Regions from separate parts of the Homo sapiens genome. Here region 1 is linked to region 2. Evidence: chromatin loops called from intact Hi-C (ENCODE). Cell type or tissue: natural killer cell. All regions are shown on one strand. Links, peaks and the distances in the headings refer to the core of each region. The heading gives the core; the rest is flanking DNA. Region 1 has its middle 71 kb from the start of TMEM200A. Region 2 overlaps EPB41L2 (erythrocyte membrane protein band 4.1 like 2).

Evidence for each region. Peaks named below come from ENCODE experiments on the same cell type or tissue, not always from the same donor. Only the 100,000 strongest peaks of a DNase experiment are listed, where the experiment ranks them.
Region 1: a loop joins it to region 2, with 19 times the contacts of the local background. A loop is called at or near these places in 5 of 110 quality-filtered maps.

The regions. Positions count from the first base shown.
Region 1 is chr6:130,288,983-130,301,761 of GRCh38, reverse strand. It overlaps a transcript of SAMD3 not described here. Among named protein-coding and RNA genes, the nearest start is that of TMEM200A, 71 kb to the left of the region's middle. In natural killer cell, for the core only: a CTCF peak has its summit at 7,773 (motif pointing left); a DNase peak (open chromatin) is centred at 7,781.
Region 2 is chr6:130,865,090-130,877,868 of GRCh38, reverse strand. It overlaps EPB41L2 (erythrocyte membrane protein band 4.1 like 2), which reads left to right. Exons shown (of 20, transcript NM_001431.4): 15 at 7,743-8,306; 16 at 10,288-10,410; 17 at 12,235-12,333. Among named protein-coding and RNA genes, the nearest start is that of SMLR1, 44 kb to the right of the region's middle. RefSeq lists an enhancer at 837-1,006. In natural killer cell, for the core only: CTCF peaks have their summits at 5,220 and 5,426 (motif pointing right); a DNase peak (open chromatin) is centred at 5,448.

The DNA.
Region 1 (12,779 bases), core at 2,950-10,949, 580 kb after region 2:
GATCTATGTGTCTGGTTTTTGTTTGTTTGTTTGTTTTTCACTATTACAATGCTGTTTTGGTTACCATAGCCATATGGTATAGTTTAAACTCAGGCAACGTGATGCCTCCAGATTTGTTCTTTTTGCTGAGGATTGCTTTGGCTATTTGGGCTCTTTGGGGGTTTCACATGAATTTTAGAATTGTTTTTTCTAATTCTGTGAAAAAATGGCATTGGTAATTTGATAGGAATAGCATTGAATTTATGGATTGCTTTGGGCAGTATGGTCATTTTAATGATATTGATTCTTCTTGTTCATGGGGATGGGATACTTTTCCATTTGTTTGCGCCATCGGTGATCTCACTCATCAGTGTTATGCAGTTCTCCTTGTAAAGATCTTTCGCCTTCTTGGTTTAGTGTATTCCTAAGTATTTTCTTTTTTGTTTGGCTATTGTAAATGGGATTGAGTTCTCAATTTGGTTTTCAGCTTGAACATCCTGGATGTATAGAAATGCTACTGGTATTTAATAGCAAAGACTTAGAACCAACCCAAATATGCATTAATGATAGACTGGATTAAGAAAATGTGGCACATATACACCATGAAATACTACGCAGCCATAAAAAAGAATGAGTTTGTGTCCTTTGCAGGGACATGGATGAAGCTGGAAACCATCATTCTCAGCAAATTATCACAAGGACAGAAAACCAAACGCCGCATGTTCTCACTCATAGGTGGGAGTTGAACAGTGAGAACACGTGGACACAGGGCGGGGAACATCAGACACCGGGGCTGGTTGGAGGTGGGGGGCTGAGGGAGGGATAGCATTAGGTGAAATACCTAATGTAAATGACGAGTTGATGGGTGCAGCAAACCAACATGGGACATGTATACCTACGTAACAAACCTGCATGTTGTGCACAGGTACCCTAGAACTTAAAGTATAATAATAATAATAAAGAAATGCTACTGATATTTGTATGTTGATTTTGTATCCTGAAGTTTTGCTGAATTCATTTATCATGTCTAGGAGTCTTTCAGAGAAATCCTTAGGATTTTCTAGGTATAGAATCATGTCATCAGAGAACAGAGATAATTTGACTTTCTCTTTTCCTATGTGGATGCCTTTTATTTCTTTATTTTTTCTGAATTCTGTAGCTAGAACTTTCAGTACTATGTTGAATAGGAGTGGTACAAGTGGGCATCCATGTTTTGTGCCAGTTCTTAGGGGGAATGCTTGCTTCAAGCTTTTGCCCATTGAATATCATGTCAGCTGTGGGTTTGCAATAAATGGCTCTTATTATTTTGAGATATGTTCCTTCAGTGCCTAGTTTGTTAATGCCTAGTTTGTTGAGGGTTTTTATCATGAAGAGACATTGGATTTTTTTATCAAATGCTTTTTCTGTCTATTGAGATGATCATATAATTTTGGTTTTTAATTTTGTTTATGTGATGAATCACATTTATTGATTTGCATATGTTGAAACATCCTTGCATCCCAGGAATAAAACCCTCTTGATTGTGATAAATTATCTTTTTGATGCACTGCTGGATTTGGTTTGCTAGTAGTTTGCTGAGGATTTTTGTGTTTGTGTTTATCAAGGATATTGGCTTGTAGTTTCCTTTTTGTTTTGTCCTTGCCAGATTTTGGTATCAGGATGATACTGGCTTTACAGAATGAGTTAGAGAAGAATACGTCTGACTTGATTTTTTGCAATACTTTCAGTAAGATTAGTACCAGTTCTTCTTTGAACATCTGGTAGAATTTGGCTCTAAATGCATCTGGTCCAGGGCTTTTATTGTTTGGTAGATTTTTTATTACTGATTCAATTTCACAATTAATTATTGGTCTGTTCAGCATTTCAATTTCTTCCTGGTTCACTCTTGGGAGGTTTCATGTTTCCAGAAAATTATTCGTTTTCTATAGATATTCTAGTGTGTGCACAGAGATGTTCCTAGTAGTCTCTGAGGATCTTTTGTATTTTTGTGGTATCAGTTGTAATGCTAGTGCTACCTCTGTCACTTCTGAATGTGGTTATTTGCACAATCTTGTTTTCTTGGTTAATCTAGGACAATCTATCAATTTTGTTTATCCTTTCAAAAAACCAACTTCTTGTTTTGTTGATCCTTTGTCTGGTTTTTTGGCCTCAATTTCATCTAGTTTTGCTATAATCTTTGTTATTGCTTTTCTTCTGTTAGCTTTGTGTTTGCTTTGTTTTTGTTTATCTAGTTCCTTTAGGTGCAACATTAGGTTGTTAATTTGAGATCTCTTTGTGATGTCGGCATTTAGTGCTATAAACTTTTCTCTTAATACTGCTTTCATTATGTCCCAGAGATTTTGGTGTGTTGTGTCTCCATTCTCATTTGTTTCAAAATATTTTTATATTTCTGCGTTAATTTTGTTCTTTACCCAAAAGTCATTCAGAAGCAAATTGTTTAGTTTCCACGTACATCTGTTGTTTTGAGTGTTCTTCTTGGTATTGATTTATAATTTTACTTCACTGTGGTCTGAGAAGATGCTTGATATGATATGATTTCAGTTTTTAAAAATGTACTGAGATTCTCTGTAATACCAAGTGTATGGTCAATTTTAGAGAATTTTTCATAGCACAGATTAGAAAAATTATATTATGTGATTGTGGGGTGGAATATTCTGTAGATGTCTATTAGGTCCATTTGGTCAAGAGTCCAATTTAAGTCCAGAGTTTCTTTGTTAGTTTTCTGCCACAGTGATCTGTCTAGTGTTGTCAGTGGAGTGTTGAAGTCACCCACTGTTATTGGATCACTGTCTATCTTTCTCTTTAGGTCTAGTAGAATTTGTTTTATAAATGTGGGTACTCTGATGTTCAGTGCATACGCAGTGTTGAATTGAACCCTTTATCATTAAATAATGCCCTTCTGTCTCTTTTCTTACTGTTGTTGCTTTAAAGTCTGTTTTATCTGATATAAAAATAGTAACCTCTGCTGTTTTTTGTTTTCCATTTGTGTGATTGATCTTTCTCCATCCCTTTATTTTGAGCCTATGAATGTTTTTACACATAAGATAGGTCTCTTGAAGGCGGTGGAAGCTTGGGTCTTATTTCTGCCCAATGTGCCACTCTGTGTCTTTTAAGTGAAGCATTTAAGCTTTTTGTTTATCTAGTTCCTTTAGGTGCAATGTTAGGTTGTTAATTTGAGATCTCTCTTTGTGATGTCGGCATTTAGTGCTATAAACTTTTCTCTTAATACTGCTTTCGTTATGTCCCAGAGGTTAATATCGATATGTGAGGTTTGTTCCTGTCATACTGTTGCTAAGTGATAAATAGTGTAGTCTCAATTATATAATTGCCTTATATGATCTGTGTACTTATGTGTGCTTTTATGGTAGCAAGCGTCATTCTTTTGTTTCCATGTGCAGATCTCTTCTGAGTATTTTTTTAAGACTGATCTGGTAATGACAAATTCCCGTAGCATTTGCTTCTCTGGGAATGACTTTACTTCTCCTTCGTTTATGAAGCTTGTTTGGCAGGATATGAAATTCTTGGCAGCATTTTCTTTTCTTTAAGAAGGCTAAAACTAGGCCCCCAATCTCTTTTGGTTTGTAATGTTTCTGCTGAGAAGTCTACTGTTAGTCTGATGGGATTTCCTTTATAGGTAATTTTGACCCTTTTCTCTAGTTGCCTTTAAGATTTTTCCCCTTCACATTGACCTTGGATAGTCTGATGACTGTACCTCAGGAATGGTCATATGGTGAAGTGTCTTGCAGGTGTTCTCTGAATTTCTTATATCTGGATGTTGACTTCTCTAGCAAGATTAGGGAAATTTTCCTGAATTTTTTTCCTCAAGTATGTTTTCCAAGTTGCTTGCTTTTTCTTTTTTCTCAGGAATGCCAATGTCAGTAAATTTGGTCACTTTACATAATCCTATATTTCTCTAAGGCTTTGATCATTTTTTAAAATTCTGTTTTCTTGATTTTTGTCTGACTGGGTGAATTCAAAAGACCAGCGTTCAAGCTCTGAAATGCTTTCTTCTGCTTTGCCTAGCCTATTGTTAAAGATTCCAACTGTATTTTTAAATCCTTTAGGGAATGTTTCTATTCCAGAAGTTCTATTTGGTTTTTTCTTAATATAGCTGTCTTGTCTTTTATATCTTGAATCATTTTTCTGGCTTCTTCTTATTGGATTTCAACTTTCTCTTGGATCTCATTGAGTTTCCTTGCAATTTATATTTTGAATTCTTTTTCTGTCATTTCAAACTTTTCAATTTGATTAGGATCCATTGCTAGAAAGAGAATGCAATCCTTCGGAGGGGTCAAGAACTCTGGCTTTTAGTACTTTCAGAGTTCTTGTGCTGATTCCTTCTCATCTGAGGGAACTGGTGCTTCTTATTTTTGAATTTTCTATTGTTTGGATGGGACATTTTTATTTTTAAATTCTTTTTTCTCTTGAGGGCCTGACTAAGGTGTACACTGCATATGGTCATTTGGCTTCATTCCTGGGTGTTTTCAGTGGGCCAAGACTCTATATGGGTTCATTGGTTGTGGATAGCTTCTGTGCAGTGGCTTTCTTAGATGTTGCTTGTTGTAGTGATGCATTGGATGTATGAGCCAACAAACTATCTCCTTCAGGACTGACTGAGAGTTCTGATATCTCAGAAAGCTTGTCCCATGTACCAGCACTTAGCCTGTCTGGCAGCAGGCTTGCTTTTTATTTGGTGATGCAGTTCAGGCTGCAATCCAATAGATGGTGCTTAAGTGTAAAAGCTGGCTTGTCGTCAGGTGGACTGATGATGAGTGGAAGCACCTGCCCTGAAGGATGGGTGGTAGGAAGAGATTGTGTTGGGGTGCACTGAAGTGTCAGGGGAAGGGGCTGGGGTGTGTACCAACTCCTCATCCTGAGTTGGCAGGAATGTGATCCACTTCCCTATCACACCCCTGTCATAGGGCTCATGACCCTTATTTCATAAAGACTGACCTTTGGTTCCCCACCACAGTGTGGCTGCAGGCCCTGGACACACCCCTCTGAGAGCTACCCCAATATGGGCTCAGGGCAGACCCTCTTCCCTTGGTCCAGAGCAGGCAACTCTATGGCCAATCTCTCCTCCATTGCTAGATGCTACTGCTCTGTATAGGGACTAGGGATGGGGAGTTGGGCTTTGTACAAGCTCAAACGGCATGGACTCACTTTCAGCGAGGGTGAAGCCACCACAAAAAGTATGAAAAACACTTTCTCCAAGTGCATGTGCTCTGGCCCCCGGTGGGAAGTTGCATCCCCAACAAGTTATCGGGGAAGGCAGGAGATGATATTCCTTCACATCTGTTCCTGGGAGCCAGTGCCGCCCACTTCAGTAACTGGTGCTGTGCCCTTATTTCCTTTGTCATGAGGGGGCTTTTGTAGGGCTCCTCCCACCAAGGGCACTCCCACCTACCCTTTCCATGGACTCTGAGTTTCCTGGGTTGACCTTTACCAGACTCTTGCTGCTTTCCTTTTTTGTACCCCAGCTCCTTCCCATAGGCACTCCAACAGATCCTGGTTCTCTTCTCTCAGCTTTCCATTCAGAACTTGTCCATTCACCAGTAACTTTGATCTTTCTGAGGAGAACTGACATCCAGTGTCTCTGGTCAGCCATCTGCTCTTATCACCAAATTCTCCCATTTACCTTCTTGGCATTCTCTTTTCATCCACCAACATGGTCCCCCATGGGACCCCGTGGGCCACCTGGATACTGATTTGCATCAAGAATTGAGGAGGCCTCAGGAAATGAAGAGGAAGGGAAGAAGCGGGTGACAGGAAGCAGGAGAAGGCAAGGCAGGAGAAAGAGACAAGGCAAGACCTCAGTACTCAGTATTATGTTTTTGTTTCCCATATTGCAGTCTCCAAGTGTCTTTACTGATGTGTCTATGTTTGGGAAAACTAAACTTGCCATTTTTACTATTATGTCTATGCCTAGGGTCAAGAAGGGCAGGGAAGTGGCAGCAGCCTAGAAAGCAGGTATAATGCAGTAAGGGGCAACAAATAGAAAAGCCCAGAACATCAGTCCATAGCAGCATGATATGGAATGACTGACTACCCAATATCCATTTTCTACCCCACCTGGGTCTGGGAGAGGGGGGACAAGGATCACTGATTAATATGGGCCAATTATGATAATCCCATTCCCCTTGCTGGAAGTTGTCAGTGGAAAGGCCTAAGCTCATTTAAACCAATGAGAGATGAGGAGAGTTTTGCTGTGGTCTCCTAGGAAAGAAATATCTTAACTCTTAAGAGTAAGTTACAAACAGTCAAGTTCTTTCTTCTTAGACTTGAAAATGGAAGCCTGTATTCCCAAATGCTACTGACTACAATCCTATGACCGCAAGAGAAATTTAGGATGCAATTTATCTAGTGGATGTAGTTGCAGATAGACAAAAAGAACCCAAGTCCATCTCATCAAACCACCACCTCTGAGGCATGCCCTACCTCTGCAGTGCCTTGATGTGAGTCAATACCTTCAATAGTGAAGCCCAACTTGAGTCAGGTTTATGCCAGTTGAAGCTGAAAACTTTGTAACTGATACAGACTGATAAAAAAATAATCAGAGAGGCTGGACGTGGTGGCTCACGCCTATAATCCCAGCACTTTGGGAGGCCGAGGTGGATGGTTCACCTGAGGTCGGGAGTTCGAGACCAGCCTGACCAACACAGAGAAACCTCATCTCTACTAAAAATACAAAATTAGCTGGATGTGGTGGTGCATGCCTGTAATCCCAGCTACTTGGGAGGCTGAGGCGGGAGAATTGCTTGAACCCTGAAGGCAGAGGTTGCGGAAAGGTGAGATCGTGCCGTTGCACTCCAGCCCGGGCAACAAGAGCAAAACTCCGTAAAAAAAAAAAAAAAAAAAAAAAAAAAAAAAAAATCAGAGAAATGTATGGAAAAATTAGACATTCCTGGAATTCAAAAATATTATAGGAAAGAAATACAATAACAATAAATAAATTGCCTGCAAATAATCAAGGTATGCAAGATTGGACTATAATTGTTGGATACTGAAGGGCAAACTGACCCTGGAGATGAAGGACTTGGAGGCATTCGAGACATTCAGAATACTCAATCATGTACAAATTTTTACACAACCAAAAAGCAGGGAGTTATATAATTTTGAGGTCATTCTAACAGCCATATTGCAAAAAAAAAAAAAATTAATCCTTGCAAAAATAAAAATTAATCCTTGAAATTAGAAACATTAATAAATATGTCATGCTAATGATTAAGATCTTTTTCAGTTGAATGAAATATAAGAATAAAAAAGAAACAATGTTTTACCTTGGTTCTTAATCATTAACCCTCCTTCTGAAGAGTCTAAAGAACTTCACAAATAAAATAAACATTAATAACGAGGGGCTGAACAGAATTCCTTTTAAAAAATACACACAGTGTTCAAGCAAATATTTTCTTAGATTAGTCTGAAATACCCTGAAGAAAAGTTTATTCAAGATTCTCTGAAGTGATTTTCAGAGTTGTGTAGATTTTAGGCTTGCTTTGCTTTAAACAAAGCCTTTTGAAGTCTAGTATAATAAGTATGGCATAGCATCCTTGAGCTCATCCAAATTGAAATTAAAGAAGAAAAATAGTTATCCTGTTAAGTAAGCAGTCTCCTTTTAAAAATATGAAACTATGATTTAAAAAATCATAATGTATTCTTGCTTACTAGCTCTTCAAATCTGTATCTCTCAGTCCCTACTGTCACACCAAAGGAATGTCTTGGGGGTGAAATCTCTGTCCTTTACAGAGGAGAGGCAATCACTTAAATCAAGGTAATCCAAGAGGTTGTCTGCCCTCTTCTGGTCAGTCTTGAAGCCTGAGCAGGCTCTGCTCCCACTGCTAAGATGCTGTGTGCATAAGGCCCATGTTGTGAGTGTCTTTCCTTACCCGTATAGCATAAGACTTCCGCAACATCAAAAGCCAATCCCTATCAAGAAAAGTTTAGAGACTCACGAGACAAACTATGAAGTCTTTGGTAGTATGGAGCACTAAAAACAAGTTTTCAGCATAAAGTGGTGTGGAGTGCCCCTAAATCTGGTGACACAATCCACTCACTTCTGGCAATTATAAAATAGAGTCAGTCCTCATTGAATTAATCATATGTCAACATCAAATATTATCCTACATCTTTCAGGACTGGTTTTTAAAAATGTTTATGGAAACTGTGGAAGCATCACTGGGGCTATTCTTAGGACTATAATATAACTAAAGAAAGCAACTTCCTACTTAAGGATATTGTCACCTATCACAAAAAAACATGGTCACAAAAAGGTGGTAATCTGTGTAAGAGAGTAATATTTTAGATAATAACATTATTTCGATCTTTGTCTAAAGGAAAGAGGCAATGCAGCCAGAAAACACCTGTTTTTTAATTACTAGAGTGAGGGGACCAGAATGTTGTGATACATTGTGGGTCAAGGATACTTGTGAGCTTTTCATCAATAGCCTCAGTCAAAGATGTCAAATACACAGCAAGCTCAGCTCACACTAGCAGTCTTGGACAGGTGTAAGACACTGTCATTCAATCATAGCATTCCTTTTCACTGGCCTCAAATGTCATTTTGAACTACTTTCCAACCCAGCACCCCAAGCAAATGGAGTTGGTCCGTAATATAAAACCAAAATGCTTCTCTAGTATAGATGCAACTGTCAAGTTCCCGTTAACCAAATTGTGAACTCTTGAAACATAATTTTAAATACTAATTGAGGATTAGGGACTTTGATGCAAGGAGAAAGCAGTAACTTAGATTAATCTTCCATTAATTAGAAACAGATAGAAACAGCTTTCATTGTAACTGAATAAATTGACATTGTGAATCACATACACAACAATCATTTCTGAGTTTGACACTTAACAGTTGTTCCTGGCCGGGCATGGTGGTTCACGCATGTAATCCCAGCACTTTGGGAGGCCGAGGCGGGCAGATCACGAGGTCAGGAGATCGAGACCATCCTGGCTAACACAGTGAAACCCCGTCTCTACTAAAAATACAAAAAATTAGCCGGGCGTGGTGACGGGCGCCTGTAGTCCCAGCTACTTGGGAGGCTGAGGCAGGAGAATGGTGTGAACCTGGGAGGTGGAGCTTGCAGTGAGCCAAGATCAAGCCACTGCACTCCAGCCTGGGCGACAGAGCGAGACTCTCTCTCAAAAACAAAACAAAACAAAACAAACAAACAAACAAAAAAGAGTTGTTCCGGGCCGGGCATGGTGACACACGCCTGGAATCCCAGCACTTTGAGAGGCCAAGGCAAGTGGATCACCTGAGATCAGGAGTTCGAGACCAGCCCGGCCAACAGGGTGAAACCCTGTGTCTACTAAAAATACAAAAATTAGCCGGGCATGGTGGCGCATGTCTGGAATCCCAGCTACTTGGGAGGCTGACGCAGGAGAACTGCTTGAGCCCGGGAGGTGGAGGTTGCAGTGAGCTGAGATTGCGCCACTGAACTCCAGCACTCCAGCACTCCAGCCTGGGTGACAAGAGCGAGACTCCGTCTCAAAAAAAAAAAAAAAAGAAAGAAAGAAAAAAAAAGTTATTCCTGAGAATTGAATCACCTAAGTTCTAAGTTCCTGATGAAACTGAAGTTCAAAATGTGAAAATCTAGGATCCGCATTCTGGGTCAGTGGCTCTGCCTACTTACTGCCAACCTGTGAGAGCCTTCCTTGGTGGCCAGCTCTTCATCTCATCTCTGTAAGTGCAGCAAAAATGGACTTCTTATTCATAATTTAGTAAATTCACAGTTTTGAAAACAGATTAAGTATTAGATTAGCTTAATAATAAAGGTCACATAACTGACCTGTTAAATTTTTAATTCCTTTTTAATTTTTATTTTCTTTTTCTAAGCTAAATTATTTTTATCTGAACACTTAGACATAATATATAAAGGCACATTAAGAACCCACAGATTTGCCCACATACTGTGACTCTAACGAAATTGGGAAATTACTAAATGTACACTTATGTCGCTGAAGGAGAACCCATAATTAATCAAGTAATTCTGAAATTGGGAAATTATTAAATATACACTTATGTCACTAAAGGAAAACCCACAGTTAATCAGGTAATTCTGAGAAATTAGTTTGAAATGATAAAAATCACATGATTATTAGCAAATAACATTACATATCAACAAATTGCTTTAGATCATGCTGGTATGTTCAGATGCAGAGAAATAAATATGCTATGACCCTCTGAGATGATGGCAAAGAATTAATGAATAACTTCACATGATATTAATAATCCAGCACCAAGATACCACCCACAAAGCAGCAAAGCTTTTTAGCTGACAGATGGCTAACTTGTTATTCTCTATCAAACTACAGAGTCAACCATGAGCCTGAGTTGTAAGGCTCAGCTACCATCTTCAAAAGGTCAATTATCGGCTGGGCATGGTGGCTCACACCTGTAATCCCAGCACTTTGGAAGGCTAAGACGAGTGGATCACCTGAGGTCAGGAGTTTGAGACCAGCCTGGCCAACATGGCTAAACTCCATCTCTACTAAAAATACAAAAACAAAATATAAATAAAAAGCCAGGTGTGGTGGCAGGTGCCTGTAATCCCTGCTACTTGGGAGGCTGAGGCAGGAGAATCACTTGAACTCAGGAAGCAGAGGTTCCAGTGAGCCAAGATTGCACCACTGCACTCCAGCCTGGGCGACAGAGTGAGACTCCTTCTCAAAAATAAATAAATAAATAAAGTCAGTTGTCATCACCATGTATGGCATGCATATTTTGTGAACCACACATCAGAATGAAAGGTCTGACAGAGTATGTGAATGGGAATAATAAGGCAGAATATTGAAAGTGTGACTGTTTCGGTAAATCCAGGATGACTGACTGCTGTCCTTATACTCAGACCCAGAGGAAAGGGAAAACAGCAGGACTAGCAAACAGAAAAATTTCTTTTTTATTTAAAATTTGTATATTGTTATATTTTCAGATTTAATAACAGTAATAATAATGGCTTTTGTTTAATAGTAGCCAAATTTACTGCACATTTACTCCATACTATCTTATTCTGAACACACTACATGTGTGTTCTATATTGAATCTCACAACAGCTCTGTAAGGTGGTTTAACAGATGAGAACACTGAATCACAGAAAGAATGCAATATTTGCTGAAGGACTCTTAGCTCCCAAAGGTAGAGTTAGAATTAAATTCAGGCAACCTAAATCAAGAGCCCAGATATTCATCTTAATGCTGTATTGTGCTGCTTAATTTTACGTGTCAACTAGGCTAGGCAATTGTACCCCAGTTGTTTAGTATATACTAGACTGCATGTTTCTGTGAAGGTGTTTTTATATACGATTAACATTTAAAAGGTAAACCTCGAGTAAAGCAGATTACTCTCATATCATGGGTGAGCCTCATCTAATTAATCAAAGCCATTAAGAGCAAAGACTGAGGTTTCCTGAAGAAGAAGCAATTCTAACTCAAGAGTGTAACATAGAAATCCTGCCTAAATTTCCAGCCGGCAAGTGTGGGACTCTATACTACAACACCAGCTCTTCCTGGAATTTTCAACCTGCTCTCCTGTTTATGGATTTCAGACTTGCCAGTCCGCATAATCACACGAACCAATTCCGTAAAATAAATTCTCTCTTGAATACACACACACACACACCCCATATTGGTTTTGCTTCTGTGGAGAACCCTGACTAATACATGTATATTTGTATATCTGAAGTTTCTATTATATAACATTATATTATATAACCTTTATCATAATCCTATGCCCCAGGTAAAACAAGCATTATTAACATTTTACAGATAAATGAAATGAAGCCAACAGAAGGCAGATTATCCAAATCAAAGCTCTAGTACGTGATAAAGTCTGAACTAAAACATAGATCCAAGATTACGAGATCTGCCAGTACATGTATTAGTTTGGCTACAGCAAATATGTTATATATTTCTGGAAGGATATGAGTTTGCCATCACCTACCTAGGTCTTCTGACTACATGGTTTAAAAATCTTTTCTTGGGCTGGGCACGGTGGTTCACACCTATAATCCCAGCACTTTGGGGGGCCAAGGGAGGTGGATGGCTTGAGGTCAGGAGTTCGAGACCAGCCTGGCCAACATGGTGAAACCCCATCTCTGCTGAAAATACAAAAATTAGCCAGACATGGTGGCAGGTGCCCCTAATCCCAGCTACTCAGGAGGCTGAGGCAGGGGAATCACTTGAACCTGGGAGGTGGAGGTTGCAGTGAGCCGAGATCGTGCCACTGCACTCTAACCTGGGTGACAGAGTGAGACTCTGTCTCTCTCTCTCTCTATATATATTTTTTTTTCTTTACCTTTTACTACCTCTCAAATAAATAAGTGCCGCTTATCAGATAATTCAAACAAACAAGAAGAGGAGAACACTGGATTGACAGTTGTGGAAAAAGTCTGCCTCCTAGCCATTTTCTAGAGCTAACATAATATGCAAATAGGCAAAGATGTGGAAAATAGAATCAAGAAAAGCCACATCTTCATTTGTATTTTCAAATACGTATGGAGTCCCTATTGCACAGTGTGTACACTTGTCCTTTGAATGATGGCTAAAGAAGTGTGTTATTATTGAGTCACAGAGCAGTGAGTCTATGCTAAAAGCCTATAAAGTACTTCTAGCATTTAAAGTAGCCTCAACAACAACATCCTTCTCCTTAAGCTCATTCACCATGTCTCCTGTGCACCACCCTTAATTGTGTTATTTATTAGATGTGTAGTCTTACAAGACAAAAAATAATAAGGTCCCCAGACAAGTGTTACCACAGTTAACACTCAGTAGGTCTAATCCATGAAATAAGAGATTAT
Region 2 (12,779 bases), core at 2,082-10,081:
CACTATTTTACTCAGGTAAATTGTAGTAATGAATTGTTATATAGGACAATTTAGAAACTAACATACTGTATTTAATAAGCTTTTTAGTTACTGATATCTGAAATAGGGACATTTACTTAGTATAAATAATTAATAAATAAAGAAATATAGGCTATCTTTAGAGTGGTTTAAAGTTATTACTGTGAGGAAAATGAGTTTAACTTAGCTTTAAAGACCGATGAGCCCTGTTGAAAGCTTGAAAAATATTATATATAATATGACTTAGTATTGAAACTTCCTTATAATGAAATGTTAGAATTGTGTTTTAAAAACGTTTTTTCAATCATAACATTTCTCCTCACTTACTCTATTTCTTTTCATGGTTTACTTCTCCCCACCACTGATATGAGTACATATTGCCTTCAGGATATATTCTCAATACATTTCTCCATTCATTGTCATCCACATCTGTGCCTCTAGGATTCTTCCAAATCCCTCCTGTTATTGACCAAGAACTTCCATGGGCTCGTTTATCATACTTGAGCGGACAGTGATCATACTATATTTAATCTGTAGTTTAAAAAATGGTATAAAGATGTTACCCTACAATTTCATCTTTTTCCTTTCAGCATCTAGTCTGGCTTGAATGTTGCCAAATTGTAGACATTGATTTAGATATTCTAGTGCTATTTTTATTCACCTTTCCTTAAAAAGAAAAGCTGTTAGTTGCTTTAAATTTCTAAGTTTGTGCCATTGAAAAAGAAAGCTCTTTAAGAACAGATGAGCAAAAAGAATTGCTGAACTGAAACACAGAACTTTTGAAAATATTAAGACATGCTTGGTAGAGTCTTATGAAGTTGAATACAACTTCAGTTCTTAGTTTCAGATTTTTCTGAAGATGATAAAAAATGTCAATTTCAGCAGTCTATTCCAGAATGTTGTGTTTTCTGGAGAAAGGGTCTGATGCCATGCCAAGGTTTTCACCTTCCATTATGTGCCACTTCTCCTGGTGTGTGTCATTGACCCACACTGGGTCAGTATTTTGTGTTTGTGTTGCTATAGGTGTAATGTATGTGTCTTATTTGTTGATTATGTCTATTGTTTAAAACAATAGAGAAAAGGAGACCATCTTTTCAAGGATATTTTATCCGTGAAGGAGAAGTACCTGATGCCGACAATATGGACAGTTGAAGAAAAAGCTCAGGAGACGGACAAGGTGTTCACCTTGCACCCTTGGATCTACTCTTGCTTTTTCCCCCTTTCCTTTTGTTTCTATCCACAGCCATAAGATTTCTTTTTTCCTGTGTGTCATACTAAAATTTTTTTGAAATGATTTTTGAGCATTTAAAAAGTTAAATCCCCTGTGTATAGAAGCATAGGATTGTTGGATGAGAAATACCATATTGCAGAAGCACTTGAAAAGTCAAAATTTGAAATACAGAAACATCAACCAATTTAGGTGATAACTGATTCCTAATTTGATGTATGTGGCTGACAGTTGGGAAACTGATTTCATGTGAAAGTGCACTGTTTGTACAATACTTATGCATGTCGTGTTGTTAAAATAACCACTTATGTGCCTTAGATGATGAGTTTACTAATTACATATGGAAACCTTTTGAGTTTTCACTTGTAAGATTTTTAATGGGAACAAAGATTTTGATGCACCATAGCAGCCCCTCACCTCTCTCTCTGCTCCTGCATGTGTGACATTTCTGACACTGGTGAGGAAGTTCACTTTCCATTGCTTTTACATCCTCATTCTTCTCTTTCTACTGATTTTACTTAGCCAGGTGGTCAGTCTGTTATTTGCTGGGACTGGAGAGCTTGGAGTCTAGTGGAGGAGACATGGAAATAGTTAATTAGAAAAGTTTCTTTTTTTTCTTTCTTCTTTTTTTTTTTTTTGAGATGCACTCTTGCACATTCGCCCGGGCTGGAGTGCAATGGCATGATCTTGGCTCACTGCAACCTCCATCTCCTGGGTTCAAGCAACTTTCCTGTTTAGCTGGGATTACAGGTGCCTGCTACCAAGTCTGGCTAATTTTTTTGTGTTTTTAGTTGAGACGGGGTTTCACTATGTTGACCAGACTGGTCTTGACTCCTGACCACGTGATTTGCCCTTCTTGGTCTCCCAAAGTGCTAGGATTACAGGCGTGAGCCACCACACCCGGCTGGTGATTAGAAAATTTTCTAATTGGTACTTGGAAAGTTTCAGACACTAGGAAGTAAATGTTAAGAAGGTGAAATACAATGTTGTGTTAGGAGGGGATTAGGAAGACCGTTTTGTCATTGTGGTCAGGAGGAGATGACATTTGAGTTGAAACCTTAATGATAACCAGGTGGACATGTGAAAATGTATCCACGTGTAAGGACGAGCCACAACACAGGAACTGAAAGACCAAATGACAGGGGCTTGGTGAGCAAGGGGGAGCACGAAGGAAGGAAAATTCAAAGAGGTTAGACCCTAGGTCATGTCACGATCTTAAAGGCCATGCTAACAGTTTGGAATTGTACAATAAGAATGATGGGAAAGCATTGGAGAGTTTGAAGGTGAGTAGTGGCAGAATCCCACCTGTTTCTGACAGAAGTCCCCCTGGCACTGGATGAGGAATAGATTATAGGGGCTGTGAATGAGAACAGAGATTATTAATAAGGAAACAGTGATTCCCTTCCACAAAGTAGATTCTGTTAATTGGTAGAGAGTATTCATCAGAACACGTAGCAGGGTTGGGAAAGGAGGCAAAATAAGTAGAAATAAGGAGTTTATGGTCTAGTTGAGATGAAATATTTTCAGAACATTGCAAATGAGAAAGATAATGTCATGAAGCTAAACCAAGTGACATATTTATATACTTTAAAGGTTAGCCTGAAACCAAAGCCAATTAGACTCCATGTGTATAATGAGGACTTTAATATCACATGCTTTGAAATATTACGTATTTTTCATAACCTGTCCTTCAGAAGCAATCACATGGTATCATTCGATCAAATTTAAAGTGATGTCCTTGGATTTTTGCAGTAGGAAACTTTGACATTTTAGTGGAGATGTTTAAAATTATTATCATTTTTCTGGATCTCATGTTTTAGGAATGTACAGTGTAAAATATCTTGTCATAGAAGTCACATTAAAGTGATGTTAATGTGAAATTTAAATCTGGAAAAGCCCCCAAGTGGTTTATCTGTACTTGAAGTTACTTGTTTTTCTGTTCTTTTCCTCTCCAATACATGCAGGAAAATACATACTTTTTTGACATTCATATAGATTGTTCTTATTACAATCATCCATTCATCCGTTTGCCCAACAAACATTTATTGACCACCTACATTGTATCTTTTTTGTTTTTCTTTAAATAACATACTACTATTAGTTGAAAGTATGTGAGCATTTGTCTACGGGAGTGTTTTGACTTTACCAGAGTACCTTTTCAATTTCTGTCTTTGTTGTATCTTCATTTTACTGTTAATTCTGCAGGGGTTCTCGTTTATCTTTGAATTGTAATTCTTATTGAAAGTAAAATAAAAAAATTATGCATAAGTATATAATTTGACCACTTTTCCAAATTTCTATAATATGGGCTTTTATAGCTTTTTAAAAAAGCAGGAATAGTTTCTTTTTAAAAAAAAAAAATACATTGCATTTTCAAAGTGGCTGTAGTTTGAACAATTTTGAGAGTAGAGCAGAAAATTGGAAACCAAGTCATTTAATCTTTAATGGGTAAATAACTCTATTGTAATCCTCTTAACGTGTTGTATGAATTATGATGACTTAAATTTGCATAGACTATTCTCTCCTGAGTCTAAGAGATTATGTACATTGAGTTGTAAGGTACTTTTGAAGGTATGTCATTGGATAACGAAATGTGTGGCACTTCTTTAAATTCCCCAGTGATCTCTCACTGGGAAGGGCATCCCACCCACCCCCACTTCCCCAAGGGACGATGTAATCATAGAGATGGTAATGAAGTTAAGTCAGTCCAAAAGCTTTTTCCTCTGCTGAATATTGCAAGTGCCTACTCCCCTCACCCTCCTCACCTCACTTTCTGCGCTCCTCACCCTTCTTAGCTCACAGTATGAAGGGGCCCCTTAGGAGCGTCATTGATTTTTCTTTAAGATTTCTGAATAGTGACTGGGTGCGGTGGCTCACGCCTGTATTCCCAGCACTTTGGGAGGCCGAGGAGGATAGATCACCTGAAGTCAGGAGTTAGAGACCAGCCTGGCCAACATGGCAAAACCCCGTCTCTACTAAAAATATAAAAATTAGCTGGGCATGGTGCTGCACGCCTATAATCCCAGCTACTGGGGAGGCTGAGGCAGGAAAATCACTTAAACCTGGGAGGTAGAGGTTGCAGTGAGCCGAGATCGCGGCACACTGCACTCCAGCCTGAGTGACAGAGCGAGACTCCGTCTCAAAAAAAAAAAAAAACCTGAATAGTGGGGTTTATTAGGAATTATTCTCACACTTCTGACATGAGGGGGTGCTTCATGATGACTCTTGAATATTGACATTTCAAGTTTCTAAGGACAGTTCTGCTGTCCCTCAGGCAGGTTGGGAGCCATTGTTTAAGAGCCAGACACAGCAAAGTTAAATTTGCTTTAATGGTTTAATTTAGGGAGAAATAATTTTCACGTTGCTCATTGAGCTTTCAACTCTGAGTTTGTCTTCCTATTTTGAATTGTTTTTCTTTACCTGTTTCTTTTTGCAAAAAAAGGGGACAGGGTAATTTACTCTGTGGCATATTTAGCACGCCTGAGGGAATGAATGTGGGCTGCTGTCAGAATGTTTGTTGTACAGAGAGTTAAGGTGGTATTGAGGAGGGAGATTGTAGGAGTTGGAGTGGTGAGGGAAGGCCTTACAGAAAATGCAGACTATGAAGTGGGCCTCAGGGAGGTTAGAAAACTGGAAAGGCCCAGAATGTGCAGATAAGGGCAAAGAAGGGCCTTGGAGGCAGGAGAGGGAGGACTGCCCAAGCTGTAACACAGGAATAAGCATTTCAAGTGTAGGGGCCACTGAAGAGGCCATTCCGTGCAGAGAAAGGCCAAGGAACTACCTCAAGAATATATGAAATGGCGTTTGGGTGGGTCGGTTGTGCTCAGTTGGTGATCAGCCAAGCAGTTTTCACTGGTTTCTGGAGGTCGCAACTATCAAAGATTCTCAAGCAGGGTGGAAAAGCTGGCGCTCACAAACCTCTTCATAAGCCTGCTCCAGAATCTGTCAGAATTCTCATCTTTTCTTTCATTTTATGCTGTTCTGTTGTTCTTTCTTGTGTAACCTTTCCTTTCTTCCAATAGGTCACTGCTGTCTGTTCTGACTTATTGCTAATTCTTTGCTCTTCCTTTTCTGACCTCTCTAGAGCCTAGAAGAGGAGATAACATCAATTTTGTTTAGTGAAAAGGGCTTTTCTGATAGCATGAAAGCCACCTTCACTTCAGCCACCACTTGGACAGCAGAGGGCGCTGTTGTGAGCGCTAATGCACCTTCTGAAAAGCTTTCTTCCTCGCCCTTCTCACACTTGCTTGAGGTGCATTTTACTTTGTTTCCCCTGTTACTAAAAGCCACATATGAGAGAGATTTTCATTTTTTTAAATATTCAGGCACCATTCCCTCCAGTGCTTTCATTGGTGAAATTAATTCTTCCTGGGAGAAACATTCAAGAAACAATGACTGAATTGGAACATGAAGAAAAGATATAGATTGGATGTTTCTCCTGCTTCTTTGGTCAAAGAAAAAAAAAATCTGCCTAAATTCAGAGAATAATTTAAATCATTAAGTTCCAGAGTCTGGGCTGTTAAGCAGAGGGAAACCCTCAACCAGATATGCTTTGCAGAGTTGACATTTTCAAAACCCCAAATTTCAGGCATCCTCTGATGGCATGTTATTTTTAAAATTCTGTTTATATGGAAAAAATCTGAAGTGCCTCCCATGCTCCATGACATAATTGCTTTTGAATGACCCTAAGGAATTCCCTGAACTTGGGCAGAACCTATCCAGCTAATTGAGGTTAAGATATAACAATAATAATAATTCACTGATCTATAATAATAATGAAATGTGTGTTTCAGAAATGTTCTGGTCACTGGATATGTTTATTATATGTAGTCATGGTTAAATTTTACCTGCTTATCAAAATAGATTGAGAGTTTTTTCAGTTTAATATCTAGAAACCTCTGAGTTTTCAATAAAACTGGAAAGATAGCTGTCTTCTGTTAGTAATGTGATTTACATGGTATTAATTTGGGTCAATGAAACCATGCCCTTACCATGTGTTTAAGAATAATAGGGCAGGTCCAAGAGAGTTTGTGAGTAGACGTTGACAGTGCTGCAGAGACGTGTGTGTGTGATGTTAGGATCTTCAGCTCATGGTTGTCCAAGTGTCTGGGAGAGATGAACTCAGCCCTGCTGTCTATTAGAGGCTCCAGTCCAGTTAGTACCTTGGCAGCTTCACAACAATATCCAGAGGGCTCAGTGGTGTGGTGCCCTTCTCCATCCAGAATGGAGTCACTTTCGTGAATAAATAGGGCTCCTGGCTCTAGCTGAATTATTTTTAAGTTAGATCATAGGCAGTAGTACCACCTAGAAGTCAAAAAGTTGGCCATGCTTGAGTTATATCATTGTAAAGCAGACTTTTTGTAAGTGTGAGAAAAATGTGAAGCTTTAAAAACCCCTCTGTACAAAAAGGTTTCCACCCTAGTTAATAATATCATAACATAGTAATTTGTTCCTAATGTATTAAGTCAACAGATATTTATTGAACATTTAGGTGCTATATTACTCAACTGGAGTAAATTACTTTACTCCCAAGAAGTAGATGTCTGAAGGGGATAGGAGTGAACATGTCAAATAATAAACTTGACTGAGTTTAGATTTCAAAGATGCTAGTAGAGGAGCTAAATTGTAAAAGGAAACACTTGGAGTCACCATTGACACCCACCCTATTGTATAATATAGCCTTTGCCAACCTATGATACGAATTGGAAAGTTAATAACCATTTCTGGAATGAACATTTTCATGTTAATAGCCTTCTGAGGCTAACTATAATTTTGCCAATTAAAACTTTTTTTTTTTTTTTAAAGAAAACCAGCAAAAAATAAAAGTGCCATCTCCTTGGTGCTGTGTTCATTTAAGAATCAGCGTTCCAGGCTAGACTTTATAGTCTGATTAAAACCAAAACTGTTACTAGGTTTTAAAAGTTAAATTTTTTTCTTTAAAATGATGAGTCAGCTTTGGTATAATTCAATTTTTGTAAACTGTTTTAACTACATAGGTAGAGCTTATAGGTATATCTATAATAAAAGCATTTTACTTCTTTGGGAGGATGCTGGCTGTTTTTGTGTCTTTTTGTAAGCTTTTTGGCATTTGTCTTGATTGTCCTCTATGTGACCTTGAGCAGAGGTTTCTGTAGATGTTGATTCTTGCTGTTTTGTCTTTGCAGTGTCAGATGTTTGTTTCAGTGGTTGTTGAGGTAAAACTGTATTGATTTTGTGTCCTCGGTTGCTTTTTGTTCTGCAGACACGTGCTCCCGAGTCAGAAGGGCCTTGCACTGGAGCCAGGGATGCTGTTAAGGTTCTCCCCTTTTTCCATGTTAACACCATTGCCTCACGTTTCTCATTGCCCTCACGTTTGCCCCGCTTCCCTTTCAGTCAGCCATCATAATCATCTTTGTTTTTCTCCATGACATGAATCTGCCATCGGTTAATTTGGGTTTCCGTTGTTTTTATTTATTCATATATTTTTGTTTTCCCTCATCCATCTTTTTTTGTACAGAGTTCACATGAGACTCTGAATATAGTGGAGGAGAAGAAGCGGGCAGAGGTTGGGAAAGACGAAAGAGTAATCACAGAAGAAATGAATGGTAAAGAGATATCACCTGGGAGTGGTCCTGGGGAGATTCGTAAGGTGGAGCCTGTGACACAAAAAGACTCCACCTCCCTGTCTTCTGAGAGCAGCAGCAGCAGCAGTGAGAGTGAGGAGGAAGACGTGGGAGAGTACCGTCCCCACCACCGAGTGACCGAGGGCACCATCAGGGAGGAACAGGAGTATGAAGAAGAGGTGGAGGAAGAACCCCGCCCGGCAGCCAAGGTAGTAGAGAGGGAGGAAGCAGTGCCCGAAGCCAGCCCAGTCACACAAGCAGGTGCCAGTGTAATCACAGTAGAAACAGTGATCCAGGAAAATGTAGGTGCCCAAAAGATACCCGGAGAGAAGAGTGTACACGAAGGCGCTCTTAAGCAAGACATGGGAGAAGAAGCAGAGGAAGAGCCACAGAAAGTTAACGGAGAGGTGTCCCATGTTGACATTGATGTTTTGCCACAAATTATTTGTTGTTCAGAGGTAAATGGGAGTCCCAGGTGGGAGCCAAACTCTAGAGCTGCTTCTCAGATGGGGAACTCCTGCCTTTCTTCTCCTGTCCTCCCAGTTCTTCAGCTTTTTTCAACAAGAATCTGATTTTTCTCTCTCATGGGAGGAAGGGGGAAGCACTGCTTTGTGGATTTTCTGCCCGCCCAGTTCATGGGTTCCAGCTTCTCTGCGGCCACTGGACACCTGTAGGGTAAACTTTCCTAGAAGCACCACATCAATTTTTCCTTCCCTTTTCACATTTAAATTTTTCTTTGCATGTTTTGGGTGTTTTCAACTGTTTTGTCTTCAGTTGCACTGCTTCCTCACACTAAATGCCTTTTTTTCCCCTTTTGGTTTAATTAGAAAAATGTATATGTAATGTTGAAAAAAAAAATGGTCACTGCTGAGTGTGTGTGCCCCTGATGTCATGATTGGGTTTGACTTCTTGGCTCATTCTTCAGCTTCAGAGTTTTAGAAATGACAGCAGTCTCTGATTACCGTGGTTCTCTGAATGCAGTATCCAGCAGTGATGAGAATGTTATTTCTTGAATGCCACTGTGATTTCTGTTTTGGGATTGCAGGGGTTGTATGGTTTTGTTAAGAGCCTTTCTTTTCTTCCAGGCAGCCAGAGGCTAGGCTATTTGATAGGAGGATATCCTCGCTTCTCATTCTATCCTGATGTCAATTCTGGAGTATTTGCCAGATGATTATATGTTTTGTGGATTATCTATACATTGGACATGAATCTTTTTCTTTTCAAAGAAGAGAACTTTTTGGTCACTAAGTGCAGTGTCTCTCATTTGGGAGTTAGGCTGAGGGAGGGTTTATTTCCTTGGGAATATTTCTTGATTTTAATATTAAATGCCCACAGTACAGAGATTTATTTTGTTCTCTTCGATGGGATGGAAAATGTTGAAGTGACTTTGTCTTAAAATAATTAAGTGGATTTTAACCATGTTACTTTTAAACTTCTGTTTCACTTTAGAGAAGATTTTTCAAGAGTCTTTGAACACTTTGAACTATTCTGTATTTAACATATCGTTACTCCTCTTTAAATAATTATGCCTGTTGAGAATGTTCTCTCAAAGAAAGTACTGCAGTATTTTGGTAGTAGTATAGTCTGGTGTTGCATTAATATTAAGCATGCATACTCGGCAGACTAAAATGTTAATAAGCCGTTGAATATTTCCTTTAATGTTTTAAATTGTTCAAAGCATTGGTGTAACATTGATGGAGTAATTTTAGATAGAGCATTTTAACTTAGGTAATACAGAAGAAACACTGCAAATTTTAGACAGGTATAACTGAAAACAGTAATACTTGAAGACATCCTTTCTGAAAATGGTGTGTCTGTTAACAATAAGGCAGAAAAGGTATTGTGGGCAGAAGAACAAATCTTAGCCTACCTAGCTGGCATGCCAGTTAAAGGCAGTGAGCCTTCACACAAACTATGTGGTCCTTTAAATTATAATAAAAATAGAGACAAGTCACTTCACATAGTTCATTCTATTTTCTTTTCAATTTATTATTACTTGCCCAAAGCTAAGGAGGGAGGAGGAGAGAGAGAGAGAGAGAGAGAGAGAGTGTGTGTGTGTGTGTGTGTGTGTGTGTGTGTGTGTCACTATACACTAGGCTTGACATAAAAGTAGTTTGGGACCATCTTAATTTAAAGAGTAACATAATTTAGGAAGCCATCATGTCAACTTATTTTTCATATATGTGTATGTACACATACACACATTCATATATATGTACGTATCTATGTGCACATGTATGTATGTGTATATATGATATATTTGAAGGAAAATTTTTCTTTTATTTCTTTTGTTTGTTTTAGGTTGTTTGCTTTTACTCTTTTCTTTTGTGCATGAGTGTGTGTTTGGATATGTTTCTTACTATTATTTGTGAAGGTTCCATTAAACACTTTTACTTTATTACCTCTAGAATTTATTTTTCCCTTCCTTTTCCACCTCAGCCACCAGTGGTAAAAACAGAGATGGTAACAATTTCTGATGCCTCACAAAGGACAGAAATCTCCACCAAGGAAGTCCCCATTGTCCAAACTGAGACCAAAACCATCACATATGAGTCTCCACAGGTACAAAAGCTCTAGACTTGGACTGTTCGAGCTCTTTTTTCCCTTAGTGTATCTATGTTTTCATTCTTTCTTCTCTTAGTTTACATGTTTCTGGCTTTGATGTAGCTTTTTGTATCTGCACTTTGTAAGTGTACTTCAACAACATAATTTGCTATGTTCTCTTAGATTGAGACAGAGAGCTGCAATTAAATTGGTAACCCAGTAATTATAGGGGAACTGTACATATGATTATTTAGGACAGACAGTATCAATCTTGTTCATATGATTGAAAGCCATTTCTGAGTTGACATATCTAAGAATGTTTGTGTACACTTAGGAAACAAATTGTCTTGCAAAGTTTATCTGATATAATTCATCGATTAATAATAATCCGATCTAATTGTGGATGTGATTTAGGCTTCTTTCCCTCTCTAACTCCGTGAAGATTGACCCAATCAACTCATTCTTGCTTGTAATAACACACATACACACACACACACACACAAACACACACAGGCACACACACCTGTGCTTCTCCTTCGTGTGGAATTATTTTCTAAAGACCTATGTAGTCATTCATATGTGAATGGTGATACCATGTGTCTAAATAATTATCAGATTTGTGTGTTTGATTTTAGGTTTTCACACATTGGTTCTGTAAAGATTTGGAATAAGCATTAAGATGTTTAACCTTAAGAATAACAAAAAAAGATAAAGCATTCATGATTTCAAAATAGAATATAAAATAAATATTTTCTCCACTTAGAAGATGAACCTTCTGTGGTAGAATTGTATCATGGTGGAGGATGTCAGGTTATTGACCTCTCAGAATATTTTTTAAAAGGTTTAATGCATGCATGTGTGAAACACATCTGAAAATTATTTTGGATATGGCATCCTTGTGTGTGCCTTGATCCCACATAAGCACAAATAGGTTTCTTATGAACAGCTTGGCGGGGGAGCATTAGTGATGTGTCTGTGCTGTGATAAGTTGCCAGAATGAAGACATACAGGTGCATGACCCAAGTTTGAAAGAGATTTCCTCTTACAGTCAGAAAGGCTCTGGACCGTCCAGTTATTTCCTCGTGTCAGTGTCAGGAAACAGAGGGCAAATATGTTTCGTGATCTTAACATAAACTGTTAGGCTATTAATTTGCTTCATTGATTCCCCTTGGAAACTCTAGAATCTTCTGCATCTTTCAATATCAAAGCAAACAAGTTAAAATCTATTTTAACATATGTATGGGATTTATATATATGTAGGAGCACATGCGTATGTGCAGTATTGAAATATATGTGCCCGTATATATGCTCACAACATGCAAACTATTACAGGAACAATGTAGTTGATGAAAACAATCGCTAGAGGTAAGCAGATAACCAAATCATGCAGATTCAGTTTGTCCTGGTCAGGTTCTGTTGCTTGGTAATTTGATAAAATGTTTATCTATTTTTACCCACCTGTGCTTAAAAAACAACAAACTCAGCGCTTCTGGTCACTGTGGAAACTTCTCTGCCTGGCTCTCTAGTTTCATTTTCTAGCTTGTGCAAAAGTCCTTCAGACAAATTCTGTCATAATTCCCTTGTAGCTTTCAGTCCCACCTACTATGTCCATTCTCCTCTCTTTTCTCCACTCACACAGTTGAGTTTGCTTCTCCATGTGCACCTAGCCTTTTGCCTCTACTCGGTTTCAAATACCAGCCGCTCTCCTGGATGGTAATTACTACTGCAAACACGCAAACCACATGGATTTTAAAAGATGCATATTCGATGGGGCGGGGATCTTCTCTGACAACATAACAGAAGTTAAGCATTACTTTGTATTTTTCCCCCAACTATCCAAAGATTGATGGCGGGGCTGGTGGTGATTCGGGCACGTTACTGACCGCACAAACCATCACATCTGAGTCCGTGTCAACAACGACAACCACACACATCACCAAGGTAAAGCAATGCAGGGGATCATATGGAGAGGATGGTACATTACAGACAGAATCTTTTCTGAATTGTTTCTCTCTTCCTGTACACACTTCCAAGTAAGATACAGACAGTGCCAGCGGAATCAAAATGCCTTGGTTTAAAGTATCCAAGAAATTAGGCTCCATTGACAAATGCATTCAAGCCAAATTGCAATTTTGTGAAGTACAAGGGGGTAAAAATATGTTACGAATAGCTATATGTAAGATAGCTACAAAACCATAAATAATTTAATAAAATTTATAATTTATAAAAACAAACTTGTGCTTCTACTTTTATTAAACCAGCCCTCCTGACTAAAGCGAATGAATGAAGGCCATCATTCAGAATTTTCAGCAAGTTGTTCAAATAATGTAGAATTTCCCTCATTTAAGATCGCTAGTATACTGATTTGGGGCATTCCCCTGTTCCTC